Regions from separate parts of the Homo sapiens genome. Here region 2 is linked to region 1. A link is a loop called in an ENCODE intact Hi-C map of the cell type or tissue named here. Cell type or tissue: B cell. All regions are shown on one strand. Each heading gives the region's core, and the rest is flanking DNA. Links, peaks and the distances in the headings are about the cores only.

Region 1 (11,533 bases), core at 1,403-9,402:
GTACATTTTTCGCAATTTCTAAGATTTTATAGAATTCTGACATCATTATAGGAGTATGGACTTGGAATAAGAGATTACTTTTTAGCATTTTAGAGCTACAAGTGGGATTAGGTATCATCTCTTACAATGTCTTTGTTTTACTAGTGAGGTACTAAAGCCCAGAGACCAGTCCAAGACCATGCAGGTCCCTTGCCAGTGTGGGAGACCACCCAGTCCTGGCAGCCAGTGAGCCTGGCCTGGCCTGCCTTGCTCTGGCCAGTTTACTTCCCTGCTCTGGGACTTGGTTTGTTCCTTAGGTTAAAGAAGAACTTGAGTTCTGGTTCTAGAAGGGTGATGAGTTAAGGATCCACATCTCAGGAGGGCGACTTGGTCAGATAAACAGACAAAGCTCTAGGTAACCAACCAAGGAAGCTACAATATGCAAATGAATGGATTGTGGCTTTCTTTCTGGTTGGCTGAAGGGGCCCTGATGTCACAATTCTAGGGTTTCTCCACTCCGAATGATCGTGTCTCTAGCCAAAAATATTTATTGACCTGGTTGGTCTCTTGGCTTCCTCTCTTTGTCCAACGTAGAAGAGACAATGGAACCCCTCTACCAGGCTGGGTCCATTCTCATGACGGTGAATACCCTACAGGGGAAAAAAATGATAGAGAGTGGCCTCCAGTCTGGAGACTTTTCCCTGTCCCAGTCATGGCCCTCCTGCCTCCCACCACCCGCTGACTTGGAGATCCTGCAGCAGAAGGTGGCCGGGGTGCAACGGGAACTGGAGGACTTTAAGAAAGAGGCATTGAAGTCCATTCATTACCTTGAAGACGCCTTCTGCGAGATGAATGGAGCCCTGGTGCAACAGGAGGAGCAGGCGGCTCGCGTGAGGCAGCGGCTAAGGGAGGAGGAGGACCGTGGCATCGTGCGCAACAAGGTTCTCACCTTCCTGTTGCCGCGCGAGAAACAGCTCCGGGAGCACTGCAAGCGGCTGGAGGACCTGCTGCTGGACAGGGGACGTGACGCCCTGCGTGCCACCAAGAAGAGCCAGGCTGACTGAACCTCGTGGGTGGCACTAGCCAAGCACCAAGTTGAAGATTTTTTTTAACGGAAGGAGAAACCCCAAGTCCCTACCCCCTTGCTTTCCCTTCCTCATTTCCATTGCTTTCCTTCTGCCTAAATAACACCTTGCTGAGAGGCAAAAAGACTTCAATATTTTTTTTGGTGAAATTCCATTTATCCAGCATTCTAAAGGAAGGAGGCACCCCAGTACTGAGTCAGGCCCCTGTAACTTTCACTTGAACTGTTTTCCTGTTTGTAATGGTACTATTGCTCAATGTATACCTCTTTATTTGTATAGTATATTCTTAAACTGATTGTGTTGAACATTCACCTTTTTTTTTTTGAATGATTTGAGGCTTTCATGATTTGAGACTTAACACCTGGTCAACTGATACCACATCACGTAACACATGATCTCCCCAGAGGGGTCGGACTGCTTGCCCGTGCACTAACACTACCCCAGATTGCTCTGTTTTTAGTATTCTAACCCTTGTCTGTATGGTCTTTCTGTCTGCCTCTACTCTTAGACTGTCACATCTCACTTTTCTTTGCTGCCTCTTTCTACCTCTACTTCCTTTCCATTTAGACTGCAGACTGGCCAATCGGAATGACAGAGCTTATTGGGACTGTGTGGGTGGAACTCGCTGAGCTTTAGCAACCGATAATGCAACACCTCTGAGATGGCACTAGGAAGTGGGGAAACTGATTTCTGTGTTCGATCCATGGAGCAGGAATTATTGTCACAGTGCCTGGCCATTTATCAGGCAACACACACATACCATCCCACTTACTTCCATAGGCACCTTGGAGGTGAGTGTTGATTTTCCATGGTTCACACTGGGAGACTGGCCGCAGGAAGGCAAGTCCAGTACCCAAGGTCTGCACACTAGTAAGTGGCAGGGCCATGGTTTAAGTCCAGGTCAGCTGTGCTCATTTGCATCCTGCTGCATCCTTCTCTGCTCCCCAGTTTTGGAACCACTTCAGGCTGTTCATGGACGTGTTCTTCTGGAAGGCTGAGGTTGTCACATGGGTGACTTGGGAGTTCATTAGCTGACACTATACCTTTTATTTCCAATTAGTCTTCTACTTCATCAATTCATATATCTTCTCTCTGGCTACCCAAATGCTGCCATGCAGCAGGGATTCTCCTCTAAACAGCAGAAGAGACGTGCCTGGAGACCAGAGCCAGTGCCTCAACAGAAAGTCAAGTCTGTCTTTCCAGTTCTGGGCTTACAGCAGATTCCATATCCTCTGATCTTCTGTGGCAGTCTCATTCTCCCTCTTCCTTCTGTCATAGAATCTCTCCAAATAAGATTTAAACATCTGGAACTCCCAAGCTGCGCTTCCCAAAAGGACCCCGTGACCCATGGTTAATTGTAATACCCATCCAATAGCCATCTACCACGAAGGGCTGCAACCCTACTTTAACTTTAGACAGTTTTTTTGTTGTCATTGTTTTTTGTTAGTTTGAGTCAGAGTCTCTCTCTGTCACTCAGCCTGGAGCGCTGGAGTGCAATGGTGTGATCTTGGCTCTCTGCAACCTCCGCCTCCCGGGTTCAAGCAATTCTCCTGTCTCAGCCTCCGGAGTAGCTGGGACTACAGGCTCATGCCACCATGCCCAGCTAATTTTTGTATTTTTAGTAGAGACGGGGTTTCACCATATTGGTCAGGCTGGTCTCAAACTCTTGACCTCAGGTGATCACCTGCCTCAGCCTCCCAAAGTACTGGGATTACAGGAATGAGCCACTGCCCCCAGCTGCTTTTTTTGTTCTTTTGAAGAGAGTCTTACTCTGTTGCCCAGGCTGGAGTGCAGTGGTGCAATCTCAGTTCACTGCAACCCGGCTTTCAAGTGATTCTCCTGCATCAGCCTCCCGAGTAGCTGGGATTACAGGTGCGTACCACCACAACTGGCTAATTTTTGTATTTTTAGTAGAGATGGGGTTTCACTATGTTGGCCAGGCTGGTCTCAAACTTGACCTCAAGTGATCCTCCCGCCTTGGCCTCCCAGAGTGCTAGGATTACAGGCATGAGCCACTGTGCCTGGCCTTTAGGCAGTTTCTTTGGAAGATTTAGCTTAAGTAATAATAATGGTAATACTAACAATATTATTACTAATATAAGAGCTTAGTGTTATTAAGAATATGATATAGTCCAGGCACCATGGTTGGCCCTTTGAAGGTAAGTACTGCTATGGTTTGAATGTCCCCTCCGAAACCCATGTTGAATCTTTTTTTTTTTTTTTTTTAGAGGGAGTCTCGCTTTGTCACCCAGGATGGAGTGCACTGGCATGATCTGTGCTCACTGCAGCCTCTGCCTACCAGGTTCAAGCGATTCTCCTGTCTCAGCTTCCCAACTAGCTGGAATTACAGGTGCCCACCACCACACCCAACTAATTTTTGTATTTTTAGTAGAGACAGGGTTTTGCCATTTTGGCCAGGCTTGTCTCGAACTCCTGACCTCAGGTGATCCACCCGCCTCGGCCTCCCAAAGTGCTGGGATTGCAGGCGTTAGCCACAGTGCCCGGCCTCTCATGTTGAAATTTAATTCCAAATGTAACAGTGTTGGGAGGTGGGGCCTTTATGTGGTAATAGATTAATGCTATTATCATAGGAGCTTGGTTAGTTATCTCAGGAGTAGGCTCCTCATAAAGGGATGAGTTTGGCCCCATCAGATTTCCATTGACATTGACATTTCTTTGGCCATACCTGGGTTGCTTGCCCGCCCTAAACCAATTATGAAAAGAGGAAAGCAATTGCCACAACTCTGCTCCTGGGCCTGGACACTTCAGTTACCCAATATCTAAAGAAAATCAAGGTTTCATTAGTGAGGCTGGTAGTAATCAACCCCAGCTGCCACATCCTCAGTCTTATTTTTTCTATATCATGGATACTGAGGGCCGGAAGAAGACAGCTCTGGGAGATGGCACTGACTGGGCAGTGTCATGCAGTGTGGGTGGCTGTCGCATGGCTGCAGGGAGCATGGAGTTAGGTCTGAGAATTGGGGAGATGGGCTGGGTCTAGGTGCAGCTACACCTCAGTGCTGTGGGTACAGACCCACTGCCTTCAGTTGCTTCACCTTCATCTGCCCGATACCCAGCCTTCACCCTTGAAGTCAGAGGCTCGAGATGACCCAAAGGGTGCCAGGGAGACTTTGCGACCCCTTGGTCATTAAAACAGGCAGCCACTCTTAGAGATGCAATCAGTTAACACCGTCCAGGGTAACCAACTTGTTCAGTTTAATTGGGATTGTTCTAGTGTTAAAACTGAAAGTCCCTCAGGCCAAGATCTCTCTCAGTCCTGGGAAAGCAAGGATGGTTGGTCACCTGCACTAGAAATAATACACACCGTGGGGTGATCCAGGTGAGGCTGTGGGTGGGGCAAATCACAGGAACTCAAGGCAGGAAACAAGGATGGTAGAGGCCATACATGCCAGGTCAGTGCATCTCTGCTGTCATTTTTAGCCAGAGGAGGCTGGTCTGTTCATTCTGCAGCTGGAAGAGCTTGTCTTTGTGTCCATTTCTCCTCCCCACTCTCAGATCCTTGCCTTCCACCTCAATCTGGCAAGAAAATTTGAGAGCGAGGCCTTTTCCGAGCAACCTTTGAGATCCTTCTGGGGACCCCAGGGATTCCTCATTAGGCCACAACTCACAGCTGCAACCTTAGTCCTGGAGGACAGAGGAAACCTATGGTGGATTAAAGAGCCAAGGAGAGGCTGGGTGTGGTGTCTTATGCCTGTAATCCCAGTGTTTTGGAAGGCCAAGGCGAGAAGATTGCTGGAGGCCAGGAGTTCGAGGCCAACGTGGGCAACATAGTGAGACCCTCACTCTACAAAAATAAAAAAATTAGCTGAGTGTGGCGGTGCATGTCTGTAGTCCTAGCTACTTGGGAGGCTGAGGCAGGAGGATCACTTGAGTCCAGGAGTTCAAAGCTAGAGCAAGCTGTGATCATGCCACTGCACTCCAGCCTGGCCAACAGAGGAAGACCTTGTCTCAAAAAATAAAATAATAAAATAAAATAAAATAAAATAAAGCCAAGAGGAGACAATCTGGTTTGTAGCTTTGGAAGCTGGAGTTCCTCATTTCAACTCTTCTGCTCCCAACTGTGAACAATAAAGTTAAGCAGCCCAACTGCTCACTTTCCCTGAAATTCTAAGACAAATAGAAGACAAAAATAACAGATGGTTTTCTCCATGCTAATAGCCGTTGGTTCTCAAAGGTTTTCTATAAGCTGCAAGGCTCTGCTTGCTCCCCCTCAGCATCCACAGCAATCAGAGGGCTGCTGAGATCCTAGACATATGGCTCCATCTTATGAAAACCACTTGCAGACAAGGGAGTCCTCCCTGGGACCCCAAGTCCTGTGTCTACTGCAAGCTGGGATGCTGGGGTGAGCAGCAAGGTAGCTGAGATGCAGGAAAGCAAACGTGTGTGGCTAGGGGAGGGAACTCACCCAGTTGGCACAACTTCAGCCTTGTCTATTTAATTGATACTTAGTGCTGGGAAGAAGAGAGCGCTCAGGGAGGAGCATGGCTAGGCAGAGTTGTGCAGTGTGGCTGGGAAGCAAGGGTTTGGATTTGGGCATTGGCTTCATTCCACATGCAGAGCTTTGCCTCTTGATCTGACCCAATCCATTTAGTAATCCGCCCAGTGCTAAGAGCAGTGAGCCTTGGGCATGTTTTTTTTTGACACCAGGTGTCAGTCTAGAGTGACTTTCCCAGGGTCCAGATGTATTGGGTGTGGCTCATGCAGCAGATGTGGCAAGTCTTCCAGAGTAGAGGTGAGAAGGCAAAGAGGTACACAAGGGTTTGTCCATCTCCTCTCCTATTCTCCTCTTTTTGGCTGCTTCAGAAGTGAATGTGGCTCACAATGAATGCCCAGCAAGGAGTAGCTGCTCAGGGAACATATGTTGAATAGAACAGGAGGTGGTGGCATCATCTGTGCCTGTTTGTGTGAGTGGTGTTTATCAATATGACCTTTGAGAGCAGCTGAGTGGAAATCTCTGGGCAAAGGCAGCATTTTGTGGCAGAGCACTGAGCCTGTGGTCAGAAATTCCAAGTACAGATTCTAACTCTGCAGCTTCTTAGGTTTCTATTTAAGATGTGATCCTTTAACTAACAAACATCTCTGTCACACCAAGGCCTCTGTTTTCCCACTTGCAAATTGGGATTTGTGGGGCCAACTTCCTAGGCTTGTTTAAGAGGTAATTGAGATAAGGCATGTACAACAGTGCTGAAAGGAAATATATTAAATTATAAGAGATTGCAATCTTCTATTCCTAGTCATCTAAGAGAGCCAGCCCAAGTTTTAGACTTTTTTGATGCAGAACTAAAGAGGGGAAGCTAAGGGTCTTGTTTCAGAAAGGGCTGAGATTTATTCATGGGAAAGAAAAAATAGACACAACTAGAAGGAAACAAGGAGATGGAGAAACGTAAGAAAGAAAACCTGGCAGGCTTAGATTTTCAGAGAGAAGTCTTTTCAGTGCGTAGTTGAGAATGAGTCCTGAGAATGAGGTTGGACAGCAGAAGTATAGAAGAGATGAGGGGAGGCCAATGGCTTAGGGGAAGGAAGGCATTAAGAAGTGATGTGTATAGGAGCTAGAATTATAAAATCTTAGAAGAAAGCATGGGAGCAAATCTTAGATATGACACAAAAGGAACAAGCAACTAAAGAAAAAATAGATAAATGGGACTTCATCAAGATTAAAAACTTTTGTTCTGCAAATGGTACCATTAAGAAAGTGAAAAAGGCAACCCACAGAACGGAAGAAGATATTTACAAATCATTTATCTGGCAAGAGACTTGTATCCTAAAAAAAGAGAAAGAACTTTTTTACAACTTAATAAAAAGATAACTCAACTGAAAAGCTAGCAAAGGATCTGAATAGACATTTCTCCCAAGAAAATAGACAAATGATCAACAAGCACGCAAAAAGATACTCAGTATCCTTAGACACTAGTGAAATGTAAGTCAAAACCACAATGCAATACCATTTTACTCCTACTAATATGGCTACTATCAAAAGACTAGACAATAACAAGTGTTGGTGATGATACAGAGAAATGGGAACCCATTGCTGATGGGAATGTAAAATGGTGCAGACATCTTGGAAAACAGTTGGGCAGTTTCTCAACATGATAAACACAGAGTTACCCTATGACCCAGCAATTCCACTCGTAGGTATATACCCAATGCAAATAATAACACATCTCCACATAAAAATTGGTATGTGAGTGTTCATGGTAGCATCATTCATAATAGCCTAAAAGTGAAAACAACTCAAATATCCATCAACTGATGAATAGACAAAATGTGGTATGTTCATACAATGGAATGTTATTTGGCAATAAAAAGAACAACATATTGGCCAGGTGTGGTAGTTCACACCTGTAATCCCAGCACTTTGGGAGGCCGAGGCAGGTGGATCACCTGAGGCCGGGAGTTTGAGACCAGCCTGAGCAACATGGCGAAACCCCATCCCTACTAAAAATAGAAAAAAATTAGTTGAGCATGGTGGTGCACACCTGTAATCCCAACTGCTTGGGAGGCTGAGGCCCAAGAATCACTTGAACCGTGGAGGTGGAGGTTGCAGTGAGCCGAGATGGCACCACTTCACTCCAGCCTGGGCGACAGAGCAAGATTCTGTTTCAAGAAACAAAAACAAAACTGTTTATAAAATAAAGTGTAAATTCAAATATACAGTGAGAAAAATAAATGATGTTATGATTTATCATTCAAATCCCATTTAATATTGAGTGATACAAATATAGACTGCGATTATTTTAAATTATTTTTAGTTTATGGACATTCTGAAGCCACATGGGCTCCAGAAACTATCTAGGTTATAGATGTAAAAGGTGCCTGAATTAGAGACTGGGCCATAGAAGGCATGTCATAAATGATAAATGGATCAGAACTGGAGATCTAGAACTTGATTGACCTTCACTATCTCCAAGAGGTCTCAGGAGCTTGGCAGGGTGTGCAAGACATTCTTTTGTGCCCAAATGTGTGCTTGACTCCCCTTCATCAGGGAGATAAGGGATAGAACTGACTGCCACAGGGAGATCAAACCCCAAGCCCCTCCAGGGCTGGAAGAGATGTCTGATGGAGCAAACAGCAGCATCATGACCAGGTAGCCAGGTAGCCCCTGGTGCTGGTGACAGCTGTCACGTGACCAGGAGGTGGTCAAAAGGTCTTAAACTTTTCAGATGTGTCCCTCAAAAACCTTCACTCTAAGAGTGAGATTTCTTTGTTGACCTCTTGCCCATCTCAACCCTTTCCTTTCGGATTCCTTTCAATAGCAGAAAAGGGTAGTGGATAGACAAACTGGCCTAGCTGAAGTACCAACTCTGCTACTCGGTTTCTGCATGGCACAGGGATGTTACTCTACCCCTCACAGTGTTGTGTGATAGGACTTTCTGCAATGACGAAAATGTTCTGTAATTCTGCACTGTCAATTTAGTCGCCACCAGGCATATGTGGCTATTGAGCATTTGAAATGTAGCTAGTGGGATTTAGAAACTAAATTTTAAGTTTTATTTCATTTTAGTTGGCCATATGTGGTCAGCGGCTACAAACTTGGAGCCTCAATTTCCCCATATCCCTCATGGGGATAAAGACACTACGGGCCTCACAGGATACTTAGGTGAATTAACAGAGGGAATGCAGGTAGGGTAGGATAATTTGCTAAGACTTGTAATTATAATTCAGTTCCCTAACCCAAGAAGATAGGCTTTGTTCCTGGCCTTGGGGATTCTTGTTTGCTAGACCTCAAACAGATGTTGCCAGAGACCCAGAAGGGAATTTCGGCATTTGTGCTTGGAAGCCTAGATCATGGAGTGAAATTAAGCTGGATCAACCCAGAGTGTAGGGTGATGGAAGCAGGTGATTCTGTGTGCAAGAGGTGAAGGAGGCCAGATCCAAAGGCAAAGCTGGATCAGAACCTCAAATCTTCCAATCCACTCTGTGTGCTGAGCTGGCTGTGTGGGGCATGAGAGTCCTTCTCCCCAGGCTGGAGCAGATAAAATCTCCTTCTCTCCTCTCTCTCTCTCTCTTTCTCTTTGGAGTCTATTAAGTGCAAACAGGAGACAGCCAGCGCGTTGTCAATCAAGCCAAAGCTCACTGGGGCTGAGGTTTAGAACCAGGGTCCCTGTTCCTGGGCCAGAATCAGGACTTGAGGGAGGGGTTGCAGAGTCTGAAGGTTGGAGCTTGGTCACGATAGCCCCAGAAACAGAGCTCGCTGGGAGCAAGCAGAAGAGGTTTCTGGGGTTCCCCACCATGGGCCAACAGGCCTTGGGGCGGCAGATGGCGAGCCTGGCCAGCACAGAGTGGACACCTTGACTTTCAGAAAACCAGCCTCTTGGGAAAGGTTTTCAGAGAGCTTCCAATAGTCTTGGGCAAGAGGGCTACCTGTGTGAAAGCAGAAGGCAGGCCCTGTCCCTGAGACTCTGACAGTGGAACGCCGCTGGTTCTGGTGCCCTTGGCTTGTCTGTCACTATCGTCAATGGTTATTGCTTTGGGAGGGGTATGGCCCCATTTTTGAGTTTGACAGTTCTGGCGGAGTCAAACATGTCTCTACTAAATAAATTAGATCTCTCCAGGGCAGATCAATATTTAATGTGGGCCTTAAAAAGACCGACTCAGGAAATGAGTTTAAAAGTGGAGAATTTGCCTTAGGTAGCAATTTCTAAAATACAGTGGTATCAGGGGACAGATTATTCAAACCCAAGCCATGGATAATATAAAAACAGTTGAACAAGCCAAGTTCTTCTTCCAGTCCATCGGTGACTCTGAATCCCCTGGTTTTCCGTGTGCTACTCGCAAAGGATTAGTTCAAGTAAAAAGACACCTTAGAGAGGATCTACCCCAGGGATGGCAAAGGCCACATGCACTGCCTGGAGCCCTCCACAGGTGGCAGGCATCAGTCATCGATCCCAACACTCTTCCTGCTTGAGTTGGAGGCAGATTCATATTTTTTTTCTCAACATCTCGCTCCCAGGTAGCCACTATCTATACTGGTCACAGAGTGGCACTTGAGGTGACATTTATTTCTCATATTCATCAAGTCCAAATTTCTCATTTAGCAGAGGAGACGCTCAAGGTTACATAGTGATTAGTGGCTGATACAGGACCAGTGCCCTGTCTTCTTGTTTCTAAAATAGACTTTTTCCCCACAGGAATGTATTAGAGGTTAGGGTTCCATCAGAGATATTTTACTGACCCCTCTGTGAGCAACACAGGGCTTTCCCTGAGCAACATTTGTCTTTTTTTCTAGAGATAAAATTAGAGCATTTCAGGGCTAGAAAGCAACTTAGAGATCTTCTCCTTCTACTCTTTCTATCATGGGGAAATGAAAACTCAGAGAGGTCAAGTGATTTGCTTAGAAACACATAACAGGTGGTTCTTTCCTCTGCAGCAGCAATGTGCATTTCAGTCCTGGAGTTCTCATTTCAAGGCCTTAGGCAAAGTACACACATTTTCGGACTGCCGTTTTCTGGTCAGAATCTCAGGAACTAAGACTTGCAAAAGGTGTGTGTTTTAAGAAGTGCATAGCATCTACCGTTGATATATTTTGATGTTTACAATACACTTCCAGATTTACTTTCTAATTACATTTTGTTTGGTTGGTACAAAAAATTGCTTTGTATTCCCTAAACAAATAGTAGCTGGGAATCAAGATTTGTGCTGGGCCACAGAGGGAGGAGTTGGTTTTGTGCAGAAATCTTTTTAATGATTTGTGTGTGTGTGTGTGTGTGTGTGTGTTTGTGTGTGTATGCACGTGTGAGTGCAAAATGACAGTTTCTAAGACAAGGAAGACATTTTTTCTTTCTGGGGTGGAGGGGCAGGTAGGTGGCGTTTCAGTTCTAGGTTTCAGACCACTTATGTGGCCTCTATTTCCTCATCTATAAAATGGCAATAATGATACCTGTCCTCTTAACCTCAGAGGCAGGTTGTAAAGGTTGAATGGAATAATGCCTGTGAAGGAGTTTTAAAAAGTAAGAGATTGTTGAGACTGGGCACGGTGGCTCATGCCTGTAATCCCAGCACTTTGGAAGGCTGAGGCAGTGGATCACCTGAGGTCAGGAGTTTGAGAGCAGCCTGACCCACATGGAGAAACCCTGTCTTTACTAAAAATACAAAAATTAGCTGGGCGTGGTGGCACGCACGTGTAATCCCAGCTACTCAGGAGGCTAAAGGAGGAGAATTGCTTGAATCCAAGAGGCGGAGGTTGCAGTGAGCCGAGATCGTGCCATTGCACTCCAGCCAGGGTGACAGAGCGAGACTCTGTCTCAAAAAGAAAGAAAGAAAGAAAGAAAAGTAAGGGGTTATTGAGACAGGCAGAGAGGATGGAGCCAGTAGATTGTAGAGGGGGCAGCTCTCAGGAGTGGAGTAGTGGGGGGTGGAGGAGAAGTAGATGTTGCCTTGACACTGGGATGCTGGCAAGAATTTCCATGCCCTCATTACATGAGGTGCTCCTGTCAGATTTAAACCAAGCC
Region 2 (11,533 bases), core at 1,206-9,205, 400 kb after region 1:
ATACAGTGGAGAAATCTAACAACACCTTGACCAGGTGATCAAAGAGAGGCAGATGGACATCAAGTGCTCCAGATGCGATACCCTGAGAAGGACACAAAAACACTTACGTCGTGTTCTGGCCAGGAAAGCATAACTTGAATCTAGTCATGAGGAAATACTAGACAAGAATGTTCTATTGGGAAAAGGTGGGGGAGGATTGTATTCTTTATAAATGGCAATGTCATAAAAGGCAAAGAAAGGCTAGGGAAATATTCCAGGTTAAAGCAGACGAAAGAGTCATCAAAAAAACCTAAATGTTATACCTGATCCTCCATTGTATCCTGTACTTGAGGGAAAAAGAATTCTATAAAGGACAGATTGGGGCAATTGATAAAACTGAAATGCAGATGGTAGATTACATAAAAGCACTGTATCAATGCTGGATTTCTGAAGTTCATAACTGGACTGAAGTTGGTAAGGGAATATCCCCATTAGGAACACTGATGTATTTAGGAGTGGAGGGTCACAATGCGTACAATTATTCCCTAATGACTCAAGGAAAAAACCCTATTAGTGAAAAAGAGAGCAACTGATTGAGCAAAGAGGGTAAAATGCTGATAAAGGATATATGTGAGTGGAGCATACAAGGATGTTCTTTGAACTTATCCTTAAAAACTTTCCTGTAAGTTTTAAATTACCTCCAAATAAAAAAAAAAAAAGCAAAAGGGAGAGAAGGAAAGACAGTTGACTTGGTAGATAAAGCTGGGGACTGCACCTCCTGGCTTCGAACTTTGCTCATCTCAGTTGCTGTCCTCCTTCTAAGCTTAGCTCCATTTCATCTGCAAAGTGGGTCAAGAGGGCTTAACCCTTCCCTACCTCACAGGCTGTGCAGAAAGATAAAGTAACAAACAAACGTACAGACAGCAAAATTGATTGTAGTCACATTTTCTGAGAGAAGTCATCATGACCCGTGTCTCTTTTTTTAAAATCTGCTATCAGATTTTGCAAGATAATATTGAACTTTTGCAAAGTTGGGTGACCTCAGAAAAGGAATAAATGTCACAGAACTCTTTAACTGGTATTATTAAATAAATATTTGCTTAAACACAATCCCCAAAGTAATCAATGACTATTTCAAAATGTGTGTGTATGTAAGTAAGACTTATAATGGCAAAAGACAGGGTAATATTAATACATTAAAATTTAAAACAGCTGTTATTTAGAATGATGTGATTATAACTCATTTTCCCCTTCTATCATTCGAAGTTCATGTAGTAGTATTTTGGTTTCTAATTTTTTAAGATGGTTTTGTGGTCACTGAAACATTACTGAAAGTCTTCAAAAATTCACTTAATTTTCACAAAAAGACATGATACCATCAGATGCCAGTTAACTCCAGAAGAAAGAGACTGCAACTGTGAGCTGACAAAGTGATTTCTGCATATAAAATGAAGAACGGACAGTCTGGAAGTTTTTAACTAATATCCTCTCAATTTTCTAGTCCAGATTTAGACTTTCCTCTGAACAAGAGGAAAAGTCATTCTTCAACTTCATGTCTTCGCTAAAACACACTAGAAGTCAAATCATGAGCTACAAACTTTTCTACTAAACTTTGTCCTCCAGTGCTCCCTGGCTTTCTTCATCCAGGCACAGACCAACATGAAGATTTGGAGAAAGACCAAAATCTCAGGGGGTGGCCTCTCAGAGCGTTCAACCAGGAAGGTAAACAGCGTTCCAACCCTGCCTCTCACTACCCATCCTCCTGCTGATGGAGGGACCGGATGTCCATGTATCAAAGAGGTGTTTTGCCAACATCCCTCAGATCTGTATCAAATATAATTTTCAAACCAATTAGCTCAAAAAGCATCACAACCAAAGCAGTATCTCCCACATTCTCATTACGGGGCCATCCTATTCAATTCCTAATGAGAGGAGAGACAAAGGCAGTAGATGCAATAGGATCTACTTCAAAAATTCTTTTTTCTTTTAGAAAACAGATCCTCTTTTGTTCTGGTTAAACACCAATTACTCTGCTCTAACATGCAAATCAGCTGAAAATAGGGCAATATGTAGCTCACTCTGGTTCCATGGCAAGTTAGAAGGAAGAAAAGAGAAAGAGAACAAGGAGGAAGAAGGAGAGGAAGAAAAGAAAGGGGGAAAAAAAGAGGGAGAGGAGAGAGAAAAGTTGAGCAACAAAGGCAAATCCCTGGAGGTCTTCAATTCCAAGTACTCTGTGCTGACATAAAGCTCTTTTCAAATGGCTTTTTTGTATTATCTGTGGCGGTGCCCACAAGCGGTGATTTTGCCGTTATCCAAAAAAAATAAAGCAAGAAAAGAAAAAACACACTAAGGTGTACAATACAAGCAAGAAAAGCAAAAGCTGCCAACAAAGCTATTTACGTAGTGCTACCACTTGCTACAAACACTCTCCCAAAAAGTCATGTTCTCAGCACAATGTACCAGGGAGTGAAAGAGGAGGGCTCACCTTGGCAGAGGGGCCAACAGACTGACAATAGGAACCTGGTCGTACACAGGACATCCTGGCCTTAGATGGTACAGGGTCCCCAGCCAGGCGGCAGTGTGAGGACCAACCCAGGATGTACCCAACTCCAGTTCTCACTCAGGCACTGTTTGGTTTTTCCCCACTTTAGTTACACTTAACTCACTTCCATCTTCTAAATACGTGATTACCTTTCTTTTAAATGCAGGTGGGTAGGTAGAAGGGCACATCCCAGTTCTTCTCAGACCTCCTTCTGCACACACACCACTGCGAGCTGGATAAGATGCAGATTATTTCCGACACGTTCCTAGGTGATGCTGGGGCCACACTGAGCTGCCAGCATCCTTCCCAGCTCTGTCCTGACTTGACCTCCTTCCCTGGCCCACCCCAGCCCTGGTTCTGACTGGGGAGCCCCTCTCTACTCTCATATCATCCATGTTCTAAAAGAAGAGGGCTAGGGAAAGGTGCAGCAGCTCTCTCACACCAGCCCTGGGGCAGCATCTGAATTTGTCTACATGGACCTGCACTTGAGCACACCCCAGGACAGAATGGATACCGGGGGAGCAATGCAGATCCCAGGTCGGAGGTGAACCTGTATTCCTGCTGAGGCTCCCTGCAGGTGCAACTGCCAGGGCTTCAAGCCAAGGAGGAGCAGCCAAGATGCAAACAGTGACCAGGGACTGGGCTTCCCTGCTGCTGGGCTCAGATGCGCTGATAAGAATGTCTGGCACGCTGGAAATCGGCAGAGAGTGTACCTGCGTGGTCCCCATGGCCCAATCCCATGTCTACCCCAGAGTCAGAAGGTCAAGTACCCAATCTCTATCCCAATCAAGACTCAAGTGTCTACCTGACAACACTTCCCAGTGTCACACCACCCTCCCATCCCCCAGAACCACAGGCCATTGCTGGGGAGGCTTCTGCGGTAAAATGACTCAGCCACAATGATGGGGATCCTCTACATTTTCCCTTCCTTGTCCTGCCCTCTTTACAATCAAGGTTGCCAGGCAGAACATCAATGCCCCTCTATTTCTCATGCCCCACCCTTTGTTCCAGGGCAACAAAAGGAAGGAACTAATATTTGTTAGTGCCAGAGCTTGATCCATTATATTTCATCTCATTTCAGCCTCCAAAGAGCCCTGCAGTGTTGACACTGTACCTCCATTCTGCAGATGCAGAAGTGGAGGCTCTGGGAAATGAACCTTTGGCTGTACTGGCAAAAGGGTTAAGTACAGCACAAGGGTTAAGGCAGTGCAGTGTAGTGGCTGGGAGGAGGTGCGTCTGGAGGCCGACTCCTTGGGTTTGCACAATGGCCCATCACTTACTAGCTCCATGGATCTGAGCCTCTTTGAAGCCTAGTAAGGTAAGAATAATACCTTTCTCAGAGGGCTACTGTGAGGACTAAATGAGACATCATGGAGTTAAGGTAAGCCAACCTAGGGCAAATGGTCAAGAAATGTTAGTCAGTATCACTCAAGGTCAACAAGCTAGGAAGGGCTGGAACCCACACTTGAGCCCAGGTGGGCTGAATTCCAACACCTCTGCTGCCCAGTTTTGGGCAGGCTCACAACTTTATAGCAGTCAGTTCCATTCCCGGTCACTGATGAGCTTCTGAGGGACCGCCACACTGGAGGCCAGGGACCTTGGGGAATCCATCTCAGCTGGGAAAATGGTTTTCCAGGAGGCCATGGCCCAGAATACACCCTAAGCACAGACCATGGGAAGCTGGAAAAGTTTCTGGGAGTCAGGAGACCCAAAGGTCCTCAACTGGTGATGGAGACTCACGGGTGGAGACACAGAAGCAGCCCTACCAATGACTGATCACAGGAAGGCAACAGTTCACCCACTGCAAACGTGCATGAGCATCTTTCCTTGGAGAGAAAATGTCCCAAAGAATGAAAAATGGATATACTGTCATCATGGCAGGGTGTGAAACGAAAGGCTGAGAAGTTAGAAACACCAGGAGCATGGCAAACGGGACTCAACCCCTTGCACACAGACCATCATCCACGACAGCAGGGCAAGTCCGTGCCACAGGGAGGGGGCCCGAGGGAGGGAGGAGCAGCCCAAACCAACGCTGCCAGTTCTTCAACCAGAAGAGAAAGCATCACGCAAGTGGAGGCAGGAGCTGAAGGATGGTCAGTGCAGATCAAACAGAAGACAATGGAAATGGCTTTGACTTTCTTAAGCGTGCATGCAAGAATGAAACACTTGGAAACCGAGTTGGCTTTTAAGACAATCCTGAATCAATCCGTGAGACGATGATCTAAATATGCCGACCCCCTGGAGGCTGCCCAAACGCGAAGCCACCACTCACCCTCTGCTCAGTGAAACCGGGTGGTGCCTCGCGGGCTGCTTGCCTTTCCCAGGAGCTCCTGTGTGATGGACAGTTCTAAGGAATACCCTATAATCTGCATTTATGCCATTTGTCTCTTTGATACAAAAAATACAGATATTTGCGTCATTTATTTTAACGTCCGTGATTTTCTTTTGAAAGCCACAAAGAGAAAGAAAAGTCTGATCCCCTCTCCCCCACCACTTCTTTAGATGCCTGAAAACTTAAGCCTGGCACCCCTGACAAGCCAAATTGATCTGGAAAGCCTCTTCAGAGAGGCCAGTTGCATTAAAAGAACAAATAAAGGACTCTCCTTGCAAAGGAGACAAGGAAGACAAAGGGGAACTCAGGGGTGGGGCCCTTCCCCATCTCGGCAGCCCCTGTAGGTGAAGACAGGGAGGCAGGGCAGTCCCTGCGTGAGCTGCTCATGCCACATTATCTGCTTTGTGGTAGAACTCAAACCACAGCCTTGAATAAAAAGCCATAGCAGGGACCAAAATGAGGAAGAGAGGTTTTCAGCACCAACAAGATGGAGAGGCTGACAGGCAGGCACAGCTCCCCGGGTCAGTGAATTAACACCAGCCCGCTCCTCCAGGCAGAGACCCGGCTACGAGTTATGCAGCCTTCAGGGTCCCCAAGCAACTGGGATGCAACAAGTCTGCGTGGGGCCTGCCAAGCTCCTTATTCTTTATTTATGGTCTCATGGACAGAGACCGCAGAGATTATGGTCTCAGGCAGAGACTGCAGTGAGCCTAGATCGTGCCATTGCACGCCAGCCTTGGGCGACAGAGCAAGACTGTCTCAAAAAATAAAATAAAACAGGCCAGTGCAGTGGTTCATGCCTGTAATCCCAGCACTTCGGGGGGCCAAGGTGGGTGGGTTATTTGAGGTCAGGAGTTCGGGACCAGCCTGGCCAACATGGTGAAACCCCATCTCTACTAAAAATACAGAAATTTAGCTGGGCATAGTGGCGCACACCTGTAATCCCAGCTACTCAGGAGGCTGAGGAGGAGGATTTCCTAAACCCAGGAGGTGGAGGTTGTAGTGAGCCGAGATCACGCCACTGCATTCCAACCTGGGCGACAGAGAGAGACTCTGTCTCAAAAATAAATAAAAAACAAAATAAAACCCATACAAATCTCGTCCTTGGCGGTAAGGTATATTTAAAACGTATCTGTATTTTACATTGAGATGAGAGAACGTTACACACCAATTAAAAATCATGTTTTTACAACCATCTAGTAACACGTGAAAATTATTACTAAGTACTAGTAAATGCAAAAGCACATACACATGCACACAACACAGCGTGATTCTAATTCTGGGTTCTTTTCCAATTCTGTTTTTAAATACGTATGCACACAAAAATGATAATATACCAAAACATTCATTTATTTGCACTTTTCTATATGTTTTGAATCTTCTGTAAGGAGCATGCATTCATTTTCTAATTAAAAAATAAATATGAACAACCTTTCCTTCTGAAAAGCAAGCAGCCGCTGTTTTGGCTTGGCAAAAGACCAATTCATGATGTGAAGAAGGAGCCCCCAGCCCGAGTCACCGTCCAGCTAAGGACTCGACCGTGGTGCCAAGAGCAGCGCTTGTTGCCAAGGTGGTAAACACGACAGGGACAGCCGCCAGGGATTCTCACTGCCCCTGAGACCCAGGCTAGCCAGCGACACAGAGACAACAGCCTTCCCAGAGGAGAGAGCCCAGCCTCTGAGACACCCAGCCGTGAAGGCTAGAGGCCGAGAAAGTGGAGAGAAAATGAGTCTCAGAGACAATCAGATGGTTTTAAAGCTGTGAGTATTCGCATGGACCACACCAATGCCATCAGACAGTGGAAGTAAAATGTAATGACCCCAAAGGGGTTCCTGGGGTCAATCCTAGATTGCAGCATTTGAGAAACATGGGCCACTCTGTGGGGCCGTGGAAAAGAAAACAAGGGTTTTCTTGTCAGGCTGATCAGGGTCAGGGCCCTAGTCTAATACTGGCTTCTGTAAGTTGGGAAGAAGGTAATCAACTTCCTTGAGCTTCAGTTTCCTCATCTGGAAACCTGGGTTAAAATCCCAAGCCTAGAAGAGAATTTTAAGAGCCAAAAGAAATGGTGGTGCCCAAGCTCTGGAGGAGACAATGACAACACTGTGCAGACACAGGTAGCCTCTGGAGGGCCCCACATGGAGAGTGGCCGAGACCTCCAGCAAACAACCCTGCAAGGGATCCCGGAAGGCGAAGCTCCTGCTTGGCCATGTCTTCAGATGACTGCAGCCCAGAACAGCTGCTTAACTTCAACCACATGAGAGACCCTGAGTGGAACCACCCAGCTAATAAGCCCACTCCAGATTCCTGACCCTCAGACACCGTGAGATGATAAACGTTTGCTATTTTAAGTTGCTAAATTCTGGGGTAATTTGTTACGCGGCAGTAGGCAAATAACACACATTTTAGTTCCTCGCACGCAAGAGCTCAATATATAATGCCTATAATATTTCTTTAATTACTGTATGTTATAACAACCATAAGATGCAACACCAATTAATAACACCTTTTTCAAGAATGAAATGCCATCATATTAAATATGTACATTATTTAAATGCATTCAGATTTCACAAGCATTATGAACAAGAAATAAGTCTCAGAATGAAGGAAAGGCAGGTTACCTGTATATATTTCCTGATTGAGTAATGCAGTTTTGGTTTAAAGACCATTGGTAACACAGGTGATTTAACTACTATTCAAGTCCTGTATTACCCCGAAAAAAGAAGCAGTAAAGTAGATGGAGTCATTCCTCCAACTCTTTCCCAAAGAAAACGAGTAAGAGAAGAAGAAAACTGGGAATGTGGAAAGGTTTCCAAACGCTGACTTTCACCTCCAAAGCTATTCCTCACAGTCTTCTCCCATCATAGGAAAAGGCTTTTATTTGCTCAGGCCAAAAGCCTTGGCCTTACTCTTAATAGTCCTTTCCCAGAACTTCCTACATCCCAGTCTTCAGCAGATCCCATAGCTCAACCTTCAAGACATAGCTGGAATCTAACCACTTCTCACCACCGTCCTCACCACCACCCTGGCCCTTGGATAAGTGCAGCAGCTCCCACCTGCCCTCTTCACCGTTACCCGTGCCCTCTGCTGTTTCTATGCCATGCAGTAACTGGTGGGCCTCCTACACAGAAGTCCTCTCTTGTCAAACTCTGCTCTGAAGTCCTCTCTGCTCAGAACCCCACTGTGGCTTCCCCTTGCACACCGAATAAATGCCCAAGTCCTTATGAGAGTCTTACAGGATCTGATCTTCCTGTCTGTCCAGCCTCAGCTCCTTCCACTAGCCCCAAATAGTCTACCTGGACCTCCCTGCTACTCCTCACACATGCCAGCTTCTGCCTCTAGGCCTTTGCCATCACTGTGCTCCCAACCTGGAGCACTGTCCCTGAAGAGCACTCACAAGGGCCTTGTCTGACAATCCTACCTAAAATAACACTCCCCGTTTCACCCCGTTTCAGTCTCCATGCCTTTACTGTTTTATTCAGTCACAGCACTTATCGCTAATTGACTACTATACACACATCTCAGCATTTTGTTAAGTTCACTGCTCCATCCCCAGTGCCTACAACAGCGCCTGGCACACAGTAGGCTCATTATGTATGTCAGGAGTCAGCATCCTTTGCTATAAATGGCCAGGTAATCAACACTTGGCTTTGCATCCCTTATAACCTCTGTCAAAACTACTTGACTCTGCTGTTGTAACAAAAAATCTGCCATAGGCCATACGTAAACAAATGTGTGTAGCTGGGTTCCAATAAAACTTTATTTGTGAAAATGGGTGGTGGGCCAGATTTGGCCTGCCCGTTTAAGAGCTGGCTGGTGTAAAGGCAGGTGGGGGTCAGCTCACTTCTGTCACAGTCTTGAGGACTGCAAGGCAGGTATGGTCTAAGATTCTAGCACATCGCACAGCTGCTAGAACATCCACCAGTTACTATATTATCCACTTCAGAGGAAAAGCTAACAATTCATACTTGCTGGCTTCTCAAAGAAATGGCAGACAGGGATGGTGGGGGCTGGGGTTCGGGAAGACACCAACAAAGCCAAAATATGTCCAGAGAGAAATCTCCTGGCACTGACGGATTCCTGGTCAGTGCAAAAAAATAGTCATGAAAATAAATATATGCAATTCTGGCAGGACAGCCAGCTAGTAGACAAAGATTATGCTTATTTTAAATTAACTACAAAGAACAAATCATAACTACAGGGCACGGTTAAAAAAAAAAAAGCTACTTGCTCAAGTCTTTCTGCTTTAATTGCCATTAAATTCATAGTTCAGAGTCTCCTACCAGCCTTAGGTTGTCTCTCTTCCCAAACCCTTTTCCTCCATCTCAGTCCATTGGAGGACGTATTTTTTTATCTTATTTATTTATTTTTTTTTTTGAGATGGAGTCTCGTACTGTTGCCCAGGCTGGAGTGCAATGGCACAATCTTGGCTCACTGCAACCTCCGCCTCGTGGGTTCAAGTGATTCTCCTGCCTCAGCCTCCCGAGTACCTGGGATCACAGGCATCCACCACCATGCCCGGCTAATTTTTGTATTTTTAGTAGAGACGGAGTTTTACCATGTTGGCCAGGCTGGTCTCGAACTCCTGACCTGAGGCGATCCTCCCACCTCGGCTTCCCAAAGTGCTGGGATTACAGGCATGAGCCATCGCACCCGGCCAGAGGAAGCATTTTAATGAGATCTTGGGGAGTGTTGCTTTCAGAGGCGTTCCCCAGCTGCCCTGCCAGTCCTCAGCCAACCCCTAATGCCAAGCCCCTTTGCACATCCACCTTCAGCAGTGCCTCAGACAGCTCTCCAAGGGAAGCTGTGAGGCTTGCCATTTTTAATCACCACCTACCCAGATGGCAGAGGACCCTGAAGGGCTATTTCATTTCATCCAACCCTCAGATTTTATCAGCATTTTGCCATCATCAAAGAGTAGGGAAAAGACAGGAATCAAAAACCCTTCCATTCGAGGGGGCTTTTTCTAAACCTACTCTCACTTTGGTTATCTTATTTCAAACTCCGAAGAAATGCACAAGGCAGCCAAGCAGAGGCTTCAGTCTCCACGCATCCGTGTGTTCAGCAAATGTCTACTGAATGGCCCCCGGTTGGGGATGGGGGAAGGACAGGAGGAGACAGAAACCATGCTTTCCTGGAGACAACAATGGAGTGAAACGGATCACCAAGGTACTATAGGGAAACTAAGGCATGGAGAAGCAAAGTCATCTTCCAAGATGACAAACTGGGGTAAAGCCCTCATTGCTAAACCACACAGATGGATTGGGCCAGACATGCCACACTGTAGCTCGAGACAAGAGAAAGTACTTCATCTTTTTCTTGATCTTCTAAAAAAAGTATGCAGATCCTAGAGGGCAAATCTTTTTGTTTTTTTTTTCCCTTTCTTATTTAAAATAATAATAATAATACGTTTAAAAGGTACAAACCAGGCCAGGCACAGTGGCTCATGCCTATAAATCCCAGCACTTTGGGAGGCGGAGGCCAGCAGATCACCTGAGGTCAGGAGTTCGAGACCAGGCTGGCCAACATGGCAAAACCCTGTCTCTACTAAAAATACAAAAAAATATTAGCTAGGTGTGGTGGCACACACCTGTAATCCAAGCTGCTCAGGAGGCTGATGCAGGAGAATCGCTTGAACCCAGGAGGCAGAGGTTGCAGTGAGAGGAGATTGTGCCACTGCACTCCAGCCTGGGCGATGGAGTGAGACTCTGTCTCAAAAAAAAAAAAAACGGTACAAATCACAGCAGGGAAAAGTTGGCTTGGTAGATTAAGAATTAATCTGTAAAAAAGTCAGAGCTGGGAGAATGGGAGAGAAGAGGAAGAGCTCAAATGCCACTGGGAACTTTCCAGGGGGGAAAAATAATTCCAAAAAGTAGTCATTTGCTAGTAATAGATAAAGCTTACAGGCTGCTTATATGTTCTAGACACCTTTCCCAGGGTCTTTGGTATTAACTAACCCATCTAATTCTCACAGCAACGCTATGAGGAGGGAGGGGATATCATTTCCATTTCACAGATGTGGAAACTGAGGAACAAAGAGGTTTAGCAACTTTTCCAGGTCACACAGCCACTAAAGTGAGACAGCCAGGATTTGAGCCCTGGCATCTGACTCTTGCATCCGTACTCTTTTTTTTTTCTTTTTTTTGGACACAGAGTCTCGCTCTGTCGCCCAGGCTGGAGTGCAGTGGCATGATCTCGGCTCACTGCAACCTCTGCCTTCCAGGTTCAAGCGATTCTCCTGCCTCAGCCTCCCGAGTAGCTGGGACTACAGGTGTGTGCCACCACGCCCAGCTAATTTTTGTACTTTTTAGTAGAGATGAGGTTTCACCATGTTGGCTAGGATGGTCTTGATCTCTTGACCTCGTGATCCACCCGCCTTGGCCTCCCAAAGTGTGGGGATTACAGGCTTGAGCCACCATGCCCGGCCTGCATCCATACTCTTAAATACCATGCTAATCAGCCTCGCTCTCTTTCTCTCTCTCAAGAGAAGCAAGTTTTTACATTCTAAAGCTTTGCTAACAGCATGAAATCCTTGCTCTTTCTCTTTCATTGTGTGTTTGTTTTTAAAGTATTCTTAACCCAGTTCTTTGCACAAAGGCTCTGAGATGGCTAACAACAAGAAGCATAAAACCAACAGTAAAATTACAATTACAGAAAATCATGTCCATGGAAAGGATGTATTA

What was found. A loop is a pair of places that touch in the nucleus more often than their neighbours do. Peaks named below come from ENCODE experiments on the same cell type or tissue, not always from the same donor. Only the 100,000 strongest peaks of a DNase experiment are listed, where the experiment ranks them.
Region 2: it touches region 1 in a loop (2.6-fold over the local background); 1 of 110 quality-filtered maps calls a loop at or near these places.

What each region holds. Positions count from the first base shown.
Region 1 is chr17:57,734,321-57,745,853 of GRCh38, reverse strand. CCDC182 (coiled-coil domain containing 182) reads left to right here and starts at 555. Exons shown (of 1, transcript NM_001282544.2): 1 at 555-1,359. The coding sequence starts at 582. The coding sequence ends at 1,043. RefSeq lists a silencer at 9,045-9,223 and an enhancer at 9,891-9,960. In B cell, for the core only: CTCF peaks have their summits at 5,609 and 5,827; a DNase peak (open chromatin) is centred at 5,743.
Region 2 is chr17:57,332,488-57,344,020 of GRCh38, reverse strand. The region is part of intron 5 of MSI2 (musashi RNA binding protein 2); the gene reads right to left. Among named protein-coding and RNA genes, the nearest start is that of MSI2, 82 kb to the right of the region's middle. RefSeq lists an enhancer at 5,237-5,386 and a silencer at 5,288-5,455. In B cell, for the core only: no CTCF peak of the experiment used is centred there; a DNase peak (open chromatin) is centred at 5,260.